Linked DNA regions of Homo sapiens: region 2 is linked to region 1. Evidence: chromatin loops called from intact Hi-C (ENCODE). Cell type or tissue: CD4-positive, alpha-beta T cell. All regions are shown on one strand.

Region 1 (8,000 bases):
TAACTGAAACTTAGAGAGGTTAAGTAATTTGTGCAGTCACACAGCATGCAAGCAACAGAACCAGTAGAATCTGTACTCTTTTTTACAGGTGATGAGAGTTAGGGTAACAGAGAAGAACCACAGAGGAAAGTGAATCCTCATAATTGTTATGTTGGAAAAGTTTTATTTTTCAGTAAACTTGTTTTATTGTTGTGTAACAGGCATGCAAAAAAGGTGCACAGTCGTAAGTTTATAGCTCAAGGAATTTTTACAAAATGAACACACCTGCATTGCTATCACCAGATTAAGAAGCCTTCCTGTGCCCCTTCATAGGTGCTTTCACTCAACAAAGGTTAACTATTATTTTGTTTTCTATCATCAGGGATTCATTTTGTCTGTTTTTAAACTTTATTTAAATGGAATCATTATTCTTTGATGTTTGGCTCTTTTTATCAATGTTAGATTTGAGATTCATCTGTATTTTTGGGTAAGTAGTAGTTTGTTAATTTTCATTGTTAAATATTGTCCCATTGTATGTATACACCACAATTAACTTTTTGGGTATGTGGGTTGTTGCCAGTTTTTGGCTTTTACAGTGTTGCTGTGAATATTCTTATATGTGGCTTTCCATGAACACGTGTATGCATTTTTATTGGGATTATAATTAGGAGAAAATTTGTAGGGTCTTGGGAAATATGAGTTTTCAACCTAGTCAGAGGTAAAATGGACTGGCTTGCACCAGCTCACAAGAGCTAATTTTGCACGTCTTCCAAAATTCACGTTCAGTGACATCACATTGGTAGCTTGAGATTGGCCATCAGAGGCATGTTTACACTATAGAAATTGGCAAATGATACAAATTACTCCCCCATCCCCCACCAGAGACTCAGCTGTTAAACATTTACTGTCACAGCACATCACTGGCTTTTGTAGTTTTCCTGTAGTTTTCCAAATGTACTGTACCAATTTTTATACTACCGTCAACAGTATGTGAGAGTTCATGTCACTCTACGTTCTCACCAACATTTGGTATCTTGGTTTTAACTTTGGCCATCCTGGTACATGCGTAATGGAATCTTATTATGAATTTAATTGGTATTTAGAAAAAGTTATGATTTATTTAAATTAGCCTGCTACCTGTGTTGTAAACCAGATTGTAACTTTTGAGGGCAGATATTTCTCAAAGAAGACAAGAGCAGTTGAATAAATACAATTTCTCAATTGAAACTCATGTTGTGGGGAAAATACTTGTATTCTATAGAAGGTTAGCAATGTTCTTAAAGCTTAGTGTTCTTTCATTTAGAGACATTTGAAACATTATTGAAAATTTCTTACTACTTTCTTCTCTTAGAAACTTCTGGATTAATTTTGATATCAAATGAAATTTAACGATGTCCATAAATAGAAAATGACATTGTGTGATGTCAACATAAAAGATGAACTTCCTGTTGACTTCTACTTATGTGGTCCAATGGGATGACAGATGGCAAGAGCAACGGCCAACTACTAGCTTTAACACCACATTAACTTCTTCATGGGTTATTATTTTTTTTGAGGGGAGGGGGACTTTTCAGCCTGTATTACTGCTGCAAGCAGCCTTATAACTGGTGATTTGTGGTGATTGCTCCAGCTGCTCTAGCTTTATCTAAGTTATACGTTCTTCCACACCAGGAAACTGACTGATGGCAGCAGAGCTTAAAATAACTCAGGGCATTTGGATTTGAAAAGTTAAAAGCTCTTTTATACTAATACAGCATTTGCTACTATATTTGAAAGTGATCTATCTACTCAGTTGGACAAGGCACAGTAATGTGCTTTATGTTATGTCTCCTATTATTTCTTTCTTAATTGAGTAGTGGAAAATAAATGAAGGGATATATGAATATAGAAACACATTTCTAGTGCAGAGACACATTCTGTGAAGCACTGGGGATATTATTCAAGAAATAATTTGAATGCCACACATAAAAAGTGGAAGTAGCATGGGTGAAAAAGCATATAATGAGACCCTAATAATATCATTAAATGATACTAGGAAGAATGTACAGAAAACTTATGCAATGATTTTGGATCTTGCCACTTTTTTGGCCACCTAAAGGTGGCCAAAACATTTATCTTTCATCTTAAAATATTTTGCTTGTCACATTATGTTCCATAAGTAAAATTATAGGACTATGCTGTTAAAAGGCCTCTGTATTGAATTGGCAGTACAATCTTTGTAAACACTTGTGGATTTAGGAAAATAACTTTTACGTGGAATTCACGGATATTTTCAAGCAGATAAGATGTGTTGATGATTTAAATCTAGAAAGAGTTTCAATAGGTAAAGATTAGATGAGTTAAAGGAGTGGCTCAGGGATTATGGGGTTAGGAGGAGATGAGGATGGTAGAGGACAGTGTTTCCAAACCTTCCACCGGTAAATCCACACCTTGACCTGTGTTCACGCAATCTCTTTTTCTATCTTGTGCTTTCCCTTATATCTAATCTTTCCCTTGTGCTCTGGACCCCATTCCTGCTTTCCATTATCCTTTGCCTCTCCCCTGGACCACTGCAATCCTATCAGAACAAACACACACATGCTGTGATCTTTGTCTTTGGCAAAAACAAAACCCAAACTTCCTGGGTCCCTATATTCCTATCAGCCATCTCTCCATCCTCAGCTCCCACTTCACAGCTTTAAGAGAGACAAAGATGTGAATCTCTCTTCCGTTACTGCCTTTCTCTCCTACTAACACCAGTGAGATTCCAGACATTATTATTTCACTGAATCTGCTGTAATTCACATTACCCATTACATCGAAGTTGCCAAGTCCACCGATTTCTGTCCTCATTTTTCTCCACTGTCTCTTAACAGCGCAGCTTAGAAGGCTCTCATGGCCTGAGCCCCACACTTTCTCTCATCCTTTGCCCCTCTCCTCTTTGCACACCATGTTTCAGTCACACTTGTCTTTTCTTAGGTCTTTGAAAACATCTCTACCAATCCCCTGCTGTTTTCTTGGCAGGAGAGAGCTTCTCTCTACTATTTGCATGGATAGTTTCTCATTGTTAGGTCGCAGATTTAATATCCTTTTAGAGATGTTTCCCCTAACTACTTTATTTAAACTCACCCCTCAGTTCTTCTGTATCTTAGCCCCCCCTTTTTTTTCTATTTGCCATTTACAATTTACTTCATATTGTTGTATATTTATGGTTATGTGTTTACATCTTTCCCCCATTTCCTTTACTAGAGTATAAACCCCATAAGCTATATTATGCCCTGTTCATTCTGGTAGCTTTGTTATCTAGAACTGTGCTAGATATTATCTATGAACGAATAAAAATAGGACCAAATTGATTATAGTCTATGTTAATATTACCATGGTTTCATTCCAATAAATAGGTCTTGTTTTGAATTCAAACAGTTAAATGAAAGATTCTCAAGCATTTTCTAAAGAGTTTCATTTTCCTTATATATGATACTGCTATAAATAAATTGCCTTTTCATTGAGTTTTTCATCCAAAAATTTTAGGTAGCATTTAAAAAGCTTTGGATCTCATAATAACACCTCACTTAACTGAATCTGCATGCTTGTATTCAGTCTAAATTAAGAAAAGGTATGAAGCCTGATGCACTGTGAAAGATGCTGAAATCCCCCACACTTTCAAGTTACTCCTCCCCTGTCTGTGATGCTGAAGTTCTGCCTTGCTCTAAATCTTCTTCTTCTTCCTCTTTCTTTCTTTCTTTTTTTTTTTTGAGACAAGTTCTTGCTCTGTTGCCAGTCTGGAGTGCAGTGGCATGATCATGACTCACTGCAGGCTCGACCTCCAGGGCTCAAGTGATTCTCTCACCTCAGCCTCTCAAGTAGCTGGGACTACAGGGATGCTCCACCATGCCTGGCTGATTTTTGTATTTTTTGTAAAGATGGGGTTTTGCCATGTTGCCCAGGCTGGTCTTGAACTCCTGAACTCAAGCAATCCACCCGCCCTGGCCTCCTAAAACGTTGGGATTATAGGCATGAGCCACGACACCTGGCCCTAAATCTTTTTAACGTCCACTTTCTGATGTAGTTGCAGCCAGAAATACACATTAATTGAATGCTTGTGACAGGGATCACTTCAGATAATATTTTGTTTATGTAATTAGCTTCCCTTAATTAAGGGTCAAACCTGAGGGACTTCTTCAACCATTGCTATCCAAACTTTGCATTAAATGCTTTTAGTTTTACTCACGGTAATTCTATTCCAGGACAGATAAATCCCACCAGGACATTCTGACCTGGTTCTGTCCCCTGTACACACAAACAGATAAACTCAACTTCAGCTCCAAGGTCCTCGTTTTTGACTTGTTCATCTTTTCCAAGGCTGAATTGCAGAGACATTGCTTCTATCTCGTTTTCATTTTATTTTCCCTTCTTAACTTCCAACTTTTTCTTTTTCTGATGCTGACATGGAAGCATTAGCTTGAAAAAGCTGTTGATAACTCCCTATATGTCTGGGAAGAGAAGCAGGATCTGACTGGGACATGTAGCTTTTACATTTCTCCTCTCCTTTAGCACAGAAATTCTTGCAAAACTTTCTTGTCATTTAGAAATTTTAGTAGGTATAGGGGCTTAAAGGAAAGGAAATAGAGAAAAGCTGTTCTTCATTAACAGGAGAAGACCTCGGGCTGCTGAATAAAGGAGAGCAGGTTGGGAGACAGGCAAGTGAGAGACAGGAGTTTGAGAGCAGTGAATTAGCAGAAGACTTGGAACTGAAAGAAAGGGAAAGTGAAAGTGCTGGAAATAAAGTTATGTGTGGGGTAAGTGATGAACACATCATATACTCATACTTTTCTTTACCTTGGTTTCACTCCTATCAGACAAATGCCTAGGACTGTGTGAATCTTGTCCAAATTCATCAGAGAATTTTTTTATTCTATGGGGAGGAAAAATGTATGGTTTCATGAAATACTTCTTGCCTTCCTGTCTTTTCCCCTTTCAATTCATTCTGCACCACGTATGGTTAGCGAACTGATTTCCTAAAACAGTCTTTCATTATGTCACTTTAAAATGGAAGAATCTGTAATGGTTCCTTATTGCCTATTGTATAAAGTATAAACATCTCATTTTATATTTTAACCACATTCAGCATTATTTCCTACTGTTTTTCCACGCATACCTTTTGCTATCTCCCCTAACTCTACACTTTTTCTTGGCTTTGCATTTTTAAATTCATTTCTATGAAACACATATATCTTTGATACCAACAGTTAGATTAGCGCTACCTGACTACAGATGATACAAACAAATACGACTAAAGTAGCAATCTTTATGTAGTTATTTTGCCTGGAAAGCCTTTTTTTCTTATTATCATAATAACATAAATTTGTGTAGTGTTCACATTTTCCAGTCCTTTATCGTGCATGGTCCATATCAGTACTTCTCAAAGTTGGATATGAGCAAGAATCATTAGTAAAGCCTGAGAGAGATTCCTGTGCCCCACTCCCAGAGATTCTGAGTCAACACATGTGGGTTGAGACCCTAGATTTTCCATTTCTAACAAATTCCCAGGTGCTTTCCCACACTTTCTATTTTCCTATGATGCTGATGGTTCAGGGACCATACTTTGAGTAGCTCTAGTCTATCCAATAACCCTAAGGAGTAGGCTGTATCATCTTCAAGATAGAAATGGGGAGAATGACACTCGGAGGAGCACAATTGACTAATCAATGGTCCTGTGACTTGTGAATTATAGCACTAGAACTCATGTTCTCTGAGCTGTGATCAAGTGTCATTAGTATCTCATCCTACTGCCTGTGTACAGTCTAAGGCATCATACATATTTATGACAGCTTTGAATGCTTAGCTCAATTCTTACTTCAGTCTGGCAAAAAAAAAGTGAGGATTTTTGCTTGTAATGATTTATGATACTTAGTATATACATTAGTAGTTCTCGAAGTTCAGTCCGTGTATTCTATGGGTCTCTTAGATCCTTTCTGAGTGTTTTAGAGTTTAAAGCTATTTTCATAATAATGCTAACAACATTGTTTACCTTTTTCACTGAGCTGACATTTGCAGTCAGGGTGAAAAAACAAGGGTGGGTAAAACTACTGGCACCTTAGCGTGAATCAAGGCAGTGGCACCAAACTAAACTAGAAGTCATTGTATTTCTTCACCATACATTTACAGTTAAAAAAAATGCCAGGGACGCTGAAAAGTATCTTTAGGAAGCAGTAAAGATTATTAGTTTTATTAGATCTCAACCTTTGTGTGTATGTCATTTTAACTTTCTGTATAACAAAATGGGAGGTAGGAAGAAAGTCCTTTGGTTTCATAGTGTGACGTGTGATGGCTGTTTTGAAGAAAAGCGCTTATGTATGTCTGAATTGCAAGCTAAACTAGCTGCTTTTTTCATGGCATGTCATTTTCACTTGAAGGGACAACTGACAGGTAAACTAGGGTTATCCTAATTTATTTGGCAGACATTTTCATAAAAATAAATGAAGCGAGCAGGTCATTTTAAAAAAGGAACTGATATTTTTTTGTTGTTGTCAATAAAAATATTTGAGCTTCCACACAAAAATTAGAAATTTGGAAAACTAGTATTTATCACCATAAGGTAGTCAGTTTCCCAGTACCTAAAGACTTTTCCAGTGAGACAGGTGGTGGTATTAACGAATGTGATTTTTTGACAATGTGATGAAATGGATCAACATTTGGAAGGCCTAAATAGTTCAGTGAACAGATACCTTTCATGTGATCAATGCATGGTTAACAAAAAGGTCTGTTTAAAGTGCCAAATGGACTAATGATTTTTAATGTAATAGAATACAAAAAGTTCATGGATGTGGTTTTCAATGTCACATTATGGTGTATTATCAAAGAAGAATAAACACAATTACCTGAAAAGGCTATTAAAATACCCTTTCCTTTTCTAACAACATATCTGTGTGAGGCCATGTTTCTTTTTTTCATAGATTTTAACCAATCAACATATTACAACAAACTGAATATAGAAGCAGATATAACGAATAAACTGTTTATGATTAAGCTGGAAGGTAAAGAGTATTGTAAAAGTGCTTGTCAATGCCGCTCTTCTCACTCAAGTATTTTGCTTTGGAAAATGTGGTTATTTTTTGAAAACAGATATTACTTATGACATCATACAATGGGTTTACATTGTTATTTTAAAGTGAATCAATAAACAAAATATTTTTAAAAGTCTCCATTTTATTTTCTAACATGGCAAATGCCAATAAATAAAACCTATAGAAATTTAGGGGTATAAAGGAACTCTTAGACTGAAAAATTTGAGAATTGTTGGCTGACTTTATGAATTTTGGTAATTGATTACATTCAGTATGTTAGTAGCATGGAAATAGAAATGGCCTAAAGTTAAAAATAACAACAACAACAACCACTTTGATTTTGGCTTTGTGAAAATTAAAAGCAATTCTCAGTTACAATGCTGTAACCAAGTGTCTGGAATAAAGAATCCTACTATGTAAGATACTTCTAAGCATTTTTAAGTTTGTGTTTTTAATATAATAATGCATATACATGAGTTTAAAAATAAAATTACATTTTAAGAGTCCTAGCCTAATCTTCACTACCTCTATTTTGTTTCTTCATGGGCAATTCTATTTAATTCTATTAGCTTTTTCTAATACTTACCCCCTTAATCTAGCACCCCTTCTGTGCTCTTCCAGAATCAGACAACCTCACTTGTCTCTAAAGAGTGTGGCTACTTGTTCTGTCACCTCCCCCGTGACCAGCCCTGCATAGGCTCTAACTAACCTCACTGAGCCATGACCGAACAACCTCTCACTTCCAGCCTGCCTCCTATGCCTCTTGCCTCATATCCAGGGCGTCCCTATTGACACTGAAGCAACACCTTGCTCACTTGATGACTGTGTTTGTTTATTTTTATTTTATTTTATTCATTTACTTTTTCAGATGGAATCTCACTCTGTCACACAGGCTGGAATGCTATAGCATGATCTGAGCTCACTGCAACCTCAGCCTCTCGGGTTCAAGTGATTCTCCTGCCTCAGCCTCCTGAG
Region 2 (8,000 bases), 360 kb after region 1:
ATGAGAAGTCTGTGGTGTTTTAAGCCACTAAATTTGTGGTAATCTCTTCCAGCAGCAATAAAAAAGTGACATACATCCACACTAATTCTGTTTTGACATCTACTTCTCAGCAGACCCAAACTAACGCAACTGTAAGTGTTTAATCTTTGAGTTTCAGATGAAAAAATACAAGTATTGATTTAAGGGATATTCATAAAATTATTTCATTGGTTTGTCACTTTTGAAAGTCTTTTAATTTTTAAATAAATAAAAGTTCGTGAATGGAATAAAGTTCCAAAGAGAAGATAATCTGTAACTACAAATGACAGCCTGAATCATTTAGAAATATTACATATAATATCTGTTGTTGAGGAAAGATGTTTCAGACACATATACGTAGATAAAATATTAAGAAATCATCCTAAATAATGGATGATGCCAGTTACAGGGAGAAAACAATAATCTAAATCTTTGTCATGAAATATAGTGTAGAGTTTTATCTATGATTATTAGACTGAAAAGCATAAGTCCTAGGAAGGTTATATTTGTCCATAAATGTAGAGAGACAGAGAGAATAGGAGAGAGTGCCTGCTAACCGTTCAGCCTGTATGCCTGCAATGTGTACAGTACAGCATTGAGCCTATTCTACAATGCTATCATTGTTCAAATTCATGACTTTACTCCATTTGAGAATGTATGCAATATTGAAAATGTTATATTCTTCACAATACTCTTTGTCATTGTTAGCCAAATCCAAGATTAATTGGTCTGTTGGTTTTTCAGATTTCCTCAGAGGTTTAAGAATCAAACTTGCTGTTAATCCAAACAAAAGGCTATAAAATATGTTATCTTCATAGCTTTCGTCTCTTTGAACTTGGCATAGTTTACCCTGTTGTCTGCTCAGGTTAGAATGCTGGTATTCCATTGCATTCTGTGGAGTGTACCTGTTACTCTGGTAGTCTGAATTGAATTAACTAATCATTAATGGCTCATATTGTCTGAGAAATTACAATTTAAATTGATGGGGACTAATAAGATTAATCTTTTCTTTAAACGAAAGAAACAAACTCCAGGAAAACTAGAATTACAGTCAGAGCATTTGCAAAGCATTTTAGCTCAATTTCTCATAAAACATAATGCTAATGAAGTAAAGTTCACTTTTCCAAATAGCATTTTGATATCCCTGTACTTTTCTACTACCTGACTACAATTTAAATCTGATGTGGCACCTGCATATTCTATCTCACAAAGGGAATTAGGAGAAAGGAACAATGGACAGATTGATTCAGCTCCATCCCACTATTAATTAACTCATTAATTATTTATTTGGTGTTCCCATTTCTAAACACAACTTCTTTGAGCATTTATGTTTCAGAATATTTATGCTAGGCACAGACAAAGCTGTACTTCCTTCCCTCAGCTGCTTCACAACTGAATGAGGGGTGCAGAGTTAAGTCAATACATTATGATAAAAGTATGGGGAGGTAGAAGCCTAGAGAAGAGTGTTAAAATCTGACCATCCAGGTGGACTTGAAAAAGCTTCTTGAAGAAAGTTGTGCCTCGGCAGAGAGATGGATGAATAATGAGAAAGCCAAGTGAAGGAAGCAGGAAGAGAAGGGTTCATCTACACATAAGGAACAGAATATGCAAGATGAGAAAAATCATGCTGCATTTTAGAAAGTACTTTGACATTGCTGTTGCTATAAGTGATATAACAATGGCAAGAGGTGAAAACAAAGTGACACAGAAATTTAGTCTTCTCAGGACTGTTAGATGTTCCTTTTGTTCCCTTCTAGCACACACACAAAAAAATCCTTCATTATATATTATTTATTAACTCTAAATTTCTTGATAATCTTCCAATTTTACTTGCTATTTCCTACCCTATTATTTTGTTTTGGAAGACAATTTAGTTCATATTCATTTCCTTCTTTGTGGATTCTCTCTTGGTACAGCTCTTGAAACTATTTTTTTCTTTGCTTGAGTTTTCCATTGTGACTTTTGATTTGTCTCACTCTCCAGTGTGCAATACTGGCACTGCCCACTTCTCTGTTCTCCCAGGTCTGAGAACCCAGCCTGGATGCTTGTGGTAAAATGAGGCTAGAAAACAGAGGGGAGTCTGAGAGGCTGGTGAACCATGCTTAATTTACTCAAGACCATGATACGAGATTTTAATTTTAATATGATTACCTTGGTAATACTACCTGGCACAGTCAGGAATGGTGGAGCTGGAATGGAGGCAAGCAGAGCAATGAAGAAGCCAAAGCAGAAATTAAGTGAAGAAATAATCATGGTAAGAGTGAGGAAAGTGAAGAGAGGATGGATTTAATAGTGGAACTAATAAGATTTCTCACAAATTTAGTTTGTTTAATTTTCTAGCTTGGGAGTCTGAGTGGATACTGATAAGATTACCTAAGCTAGAAAACATAAATAGAAAAAAAGCAGATTTCAGAAGAAAGATGGTGCCTTCCTTTTGTCAGTAATTTGAATTTGAATTTCTGGGGATATCTAGAATGGAATTGAATATATGGCTCTGGAACTCATGAAATCAGACTTAAAATATGGATTTGGGTATGATCAGTGAGGAGGTGGTGGTGAAGATGTTGTCATAAACAATACTGATAGAGTTAATAACTAACATATAACAATTACTGTATGCCAGGCACTGTTCTGTTTTATACATGTTAACTAATGAAATTATCACAATTCAGTGAGGCAGGGTCTATTTTAACATCCTGATTTTATAGGTGGGGAAACTTAGACACAGAGATGTTAGTTAACTTGCTCAAATTGTATTTAGATGTGGAGGAGCTGGCATTCAAACTCAGCCTGTCTAGATGTAGGCTCTGCTCCCTTGACCATTACACTACACTGTCAGTAGAAACAGAATATAAGCTAAGTCCTTGGATATCAGATATATGAAGATCTGGAGAAACACCAATATTATGAGTTGATGAGGAAAGAAAAAACCATAAAGGAAACTGAGAACAAACAGGAAGTAAGCAGAGGTAACCAGCAGAATTTTTTTTATGGAAATGAATGGAAGAAAGTGCTGCAAGAAGGAAGTGATTAACAGTATGAAATATTGGAGGAAAACAAGTAAGTTGCAGCTGAAAAGCCTTGTCAAAGTTTGCATTTAATACTATGGTCTTTGCCTTGGGAAGTGCACAGTCTTTTTTTTTTTTTCTTCCGGTGATGAAAAAAAAGGTCATGTAAACAAATAGAAAACAGTGAATCTTAAAAAAAATTACTTTTATTATTGTAGATGAGATGTTCATTAGAGCTGTTCCCAAATGCTTTTTTTTCTCTTTCTGGACACTAGATAGAATTTCACTTCTCTGCTGTCTTTGAGGTAGATGGACCCATATGACTTTCTATGGACATTGAATACTAAGTAGGAATGATTTTGGTCAGTTCTACATTTAACTGCCTGTGCAAATTTCAGTGTTCCCTTTCTCTCTCTTGGCAAGCTTGGAACCAGGAAAGAGCTTCTGTTAGTCTGGGCATTAAGTTAGTGCCCCACCCCATTTCATCCTGTACTACACGTGTAAGGTGAGGTGTTGTATATCAGATCACTATAATCCAGATCATCATGCTCATCAGTGGATCGATGATGTCATCACTTCCATGGTTTTTTGTTTTATTTGTTTTAATTCTGATACTAATAATAAGCCTGTGTTGGAGAATACATTACATCAGAGAATGAGCATATATGATTCATATGGTCTTGGATATTAATGTTAACTATAGATATATTTGACTAATAAAAATATTCAAGAAATTAATTTAAAACAATAATAGACATATTTCTGAGTTAAGTTTTTTTTATTCTAAAGTTTATAAATTGAGATATATAGAATATCAGTGTATTAGTCTGTTTTCACAGTGCTGATAAAGACATACCCAAGACTGGGAAGAAAAATAGGTTTAATGGACTTATGGTTCCACATGGCTGTGGAGGCCTCACAGTCATGGTGGAAGGCAAGGAGGAGCAAGTCACATCTTACATGGATGGCAGCAGACAAAGAGAGAGCTTGTGCAGGGAAACTTTCATATTTCAAAACCATCAGATCTCATGAGACTCATTCCTGTCACAAAAACAGTGCAGGAAAGCCCCACCCTGGATAATTCAATCACCTCCCACTAGGTTCCTCCCATTATACATGGGAATTGTGGGAGTTACAATTTAAGATGAGATTTGGGTGGGGACACAGCCAAACCATATCATTCCACCCCTGGCCCCTCCCAAATATCATGTCCTCACATTGTAAAACCAGTCATGCATTTCCAACAGTTCCTCAAAGTCTTAACTCATTTTAGCATTAACTCAAAAGTCCACAGTCCAATGTGTCGAGACAAGGCAAGTCTCTTCTTCCTATAAGCCTGTAAAATCAAAAGCAAGTTAGTTACTTCCTAGATACAATGGGGGTACAGGCACTGGGTAAATACAGTCTTTCCAAATGGGAGAAATTGGCCAAAACAAAGGGATTACAGGCCCCATGCAAGTCTGAAACTCAGCAGGGCAGTCAAATCTTAAAGCTTCAAGATGATCTCCTTTGACTCTATGTCTCATATTTAGGTGACGCTGACGCAAGAGGTAGGTTCTCATGGTCTTGGGTAGCTCCACCCCTGTGGCTTTTCAGGGTACAGCCTCCCTCCTGGCTGCTTCATGGGCTGGCATTGAGTGTTTGCAGCTTTTCCAGGTGCACAGTGCAAGCTGTTGGTGGATCTACCCTTCTGGGGTCTGCAGGACAGTGACCCTCTTCTCACAGCTCCATTAAGTGGCTCCCAGTGACTCCACATTTCCCTTCTGCACTGTCCTAGCAGAGGTGCTTTATGAGAGCCCCACCCCTGCAGCAAACTTCTGCCTGGACATCCAGGCATTTCCATACATCCTCTGAAATGTAGGTGGAGGTTCCCAAACTTCAATTCTTGACTTCTGTGCACCTGCAGGCTCAATACCACGTGGAAGTTTCCAAGGTTTGGGGCTTGCACCCTCTGAAGCCACGGCCCAAGCTGTACCTTGGCCCCTTTTAGTCATGGCTGGAGTGGCTGGGACACAGGGCACCAAGTCCCCAGATTGCACACAGCAGAGGGACCCTAGGCCTGGCCCATGAAACAATTTTTTCCACTTAGGCCTCTGAGCCTCTGGAAGGGACTGCCATGAAGACCTCTGACATGCCCTGGAGACATTTTCCCCCTTGTCTTTGGGATTAACATTTGGCTCCTCATTACTTATGGAAATCTATGCAGCCAGTTTGAATTTCTCCTCAGAAAATGAGATTTTATTTTCTATCACATTGTCAAGCTGCAAATTTTCCAAACTTTTATGCTCTGTTTCCCTTTTAAAACTGAATGCCTTTAACAGCACCCAAGTTACCTTTTGATTGCTTTGCTGCTTAGAAATTTCTCCTGACAGAAACCCTAAATAATCTTTCTTAAGTTCAAAGATTCATAAATCTCTAGGGCAATTGCAAAATACTGTGATCTCTTTGTTAAAACATAACAAGAGTCACCTTTGATCCAGTTCCCAACAAGTTCCTCATCTTCATCTGAGACCACCTCAGCCTGGATTTCATTGTCCATAACATTATCAGGATTTTGGTCAAAGCCATTCTACAAGTCTCTAGGGAGTTCCAAATTTTCCCAAATTTTCCTGTCTTCTTCTGAGCCCTCCAAACTGTTCCAACCTCTGCCTGTTACCCAGTTCCAAAGTCGCTTCCACATTTTCAGGTATCTTTACATCAATGCCCCATTCTACTGGTACCAATTTATTGTATTAGTCCACTTTCACAGTGCTGATAAAGACATACCCAAGACCGGAAAGAAAAATAGGTTTAATGGACTTACAGTTCCACATGGCTGGGGAGGTCTCACAGTCATGGTGGAAGGCTAGGAGGAGCAAGTCATATCTTATCTGAATGGCAGTGCAAAGAGATCGCTTGTGCAGGCAAACTCCCATTTTTTAAAACCATCAGATCTTGTGAGTCTCATTCCTATCACAAGAACAGCACAGGAAAGACCCACCCACATAATTCAATCACCTCCCACTGGGTTCCTCCCATGACACATGGGAATTGTGGGAGTTACAATTCAAGATGAGATTTGGGAGGGGACACAGCCAAACCATATCAATCAGGTATATGGAATATGACATACAGTCATGTACTACATAATGATGTTTCAGTCTATGATGCACAACATATATGGTGGTGTTCCCATGAGAGTATAATGGGGAGCTGAAAAATTCTTATGTAATGACATTGTAACCATTGTAATGTTGTAGTGCAACATATAATTCATTTTTTATGGTGTTACTGGTGTAAACAAACCTGTGATGTGAGTTGTGTAAGAAGTAAAGAAAAATGTATAAAAAATCTTATAAGGATAGAAAGCATTTTTATACAACTATATAATGTGTTTGAATTTTAAGCTAGTGTTATTACAAAATAGTTGAAAAACTTTTAAAAAATTTAAAACTTTATGAAGTAAAAACATTACAGTAGCCTAAAGTTAATTTATTATTGAAGAAAAAATATTTTTTATAAATTTGGTGTATCCTAACTCTAAAGTGTTTATAAAGTCTACAGTGGTGCACAATAATGTCCTAGGCCCTCACAGTCACTCACCATTCACTCACTGACTCATCCTGGGCAACTTCTAGTCCTGGAAGCTCTGTTCGTGGTAAGTGTCCTATACAGGTGGACCTTTTTTTTTTTTTTTTTTTTTACCTTTAATACTATATGTTTACTGTAACTTTTCTATGTTTAAATGTGTTAGCTACACAAATACTTACCATTGTGTTACAATTGCCTTCAGTATTCAGCGTAGTAATACGCTGTACCGGTGTGTAGCCTAGAAGCAATAGGCTATTCTATATATCCTAGGTGTGTGTAGTAGAATATACTATCTTGGTTTGTGTAAGTATATTCTATGATGTTTGCACAATGAAATTTTCAAATAACACATTTCTCAGAATGTATCTCCATTGTTAATTGACACATGACTATATAAAATATAATAATGGTAGTCAAACTTTTTTATGAAGCTCAATTGACAACTTTAAAAATTCTATTGGGAACTTAAAATAAATGTGATAAAATAACCACTCTCTTGTGATGTGAATGTCTTGATTGATAAGTAAAAATGTTTCACTGTAATTCCTACAGTCATATAAAATTCTAAGTAATGTATAAAAATATCTTTGTTTTCTGCCTGAGACTTATATAGAGATTTTAATTTACAAAATACCATTGATATATTATTTTACTTAGCCAACCAACATATGTGGCATTTTATTAGTTATTTTAATGAGGAAACTGAGGATAGACATTTACGTGTTTCGTTTAGAGAGACAAAATAAATTGTGTCATTTAAATGAATACCATATAAAGTATTATTCTCTATAAAAATTATATGCTACTATGTGGATACATTAATCACTCTAGCATTACCATTCAGTGGATCTTGCCATCATGGGGAAAGGGCCACAAAATATCCTGTCATGTGTGTAATAAAATAGTTGGTATTTATAATTGATAAACCTAGGCAGATGGGGTTTTAAAATGTGTGTGTGTGTGTGTGTGTGTGATTACACAGGTAATAACATGAAGTTCAAAACCATTAAAATATGGAGTCGTGTTTTTAAAATAATTTTTTACTCTGTATCACTCTTCTCCCAACGTTGCTTCCAAGAGTTTACTTTTAAATGAGCATCCGATATGAAGTCCGAGGAGCATGAATGTTTAACTTTATCAATTCCTTTTTTGAGTCTTTTTTTTCCTGGGATCTTGATTTTTCTGGATTCACACTTCTTTGAGAAATCTATTGACGTTTTCCACCTGTGAAAGTGTGAAAAAGAGAGAGAGTTAGTTGGCAGTTGTGAATGTCTGGTGAGAGGAGTAGTCTAAGTGGTTGTTTGGCAGATCTTAAAAGGGAAATATGGAGAAAACATAACTGCAACAAATTAAATTTCTATAAATGGAACCTCTTTATTAACTAAAGGTAAAGTTAGAGTTAAA

Evidence for each region. A loop is a pair of places that touch in the nucleus more often than their neighbours do. Peaks named below come from ENCODE experiments on the same cell type or tissue, not always from the same donor. Only the 100,000 strongest peaks of a DNase experiment are listed, where the experiment ranks them.
Region 2: a loop joins it to region 1, with 2.2 times the contacts of the local background. A loop is called at or near these places in 3 of 110 quality-filtered maps.

Annotation. Positions count from the first base shown.
Region 1 is chr1:193,413,891-193,421,890 of GRCh38, forward strand. No RefSeq gene overlaps it. Among named protein-coding and RNA genes, the nearest start is that of LINC01031, 110 kb to the left of the region's middle. In CD4-positive, alpha-beta T cell, no CTCF peak of the experiment used is centred here; DNase peaks (open chromatin) are centred at 3,721 and 4,721; H3K4me3 peaks cover 1,022 bases; H3K27ac peaks cover 1,169 bases.
Region 2 is chr1:193,771,136-193,779,135 of GRCh38, forward strand. All of the region lies in intron 3 of LOC124904475 (a long non-coding RNA gene), which reads left to right. Among named protein-coding and RNA genes, the nearest start is that of LINC01031, 470 kb to the left of the region's middle. In CD4-positive, alpha-beta T cell, no CTCF peak of the experiment used is centred here; no DNase peak of the experiment used is centred here.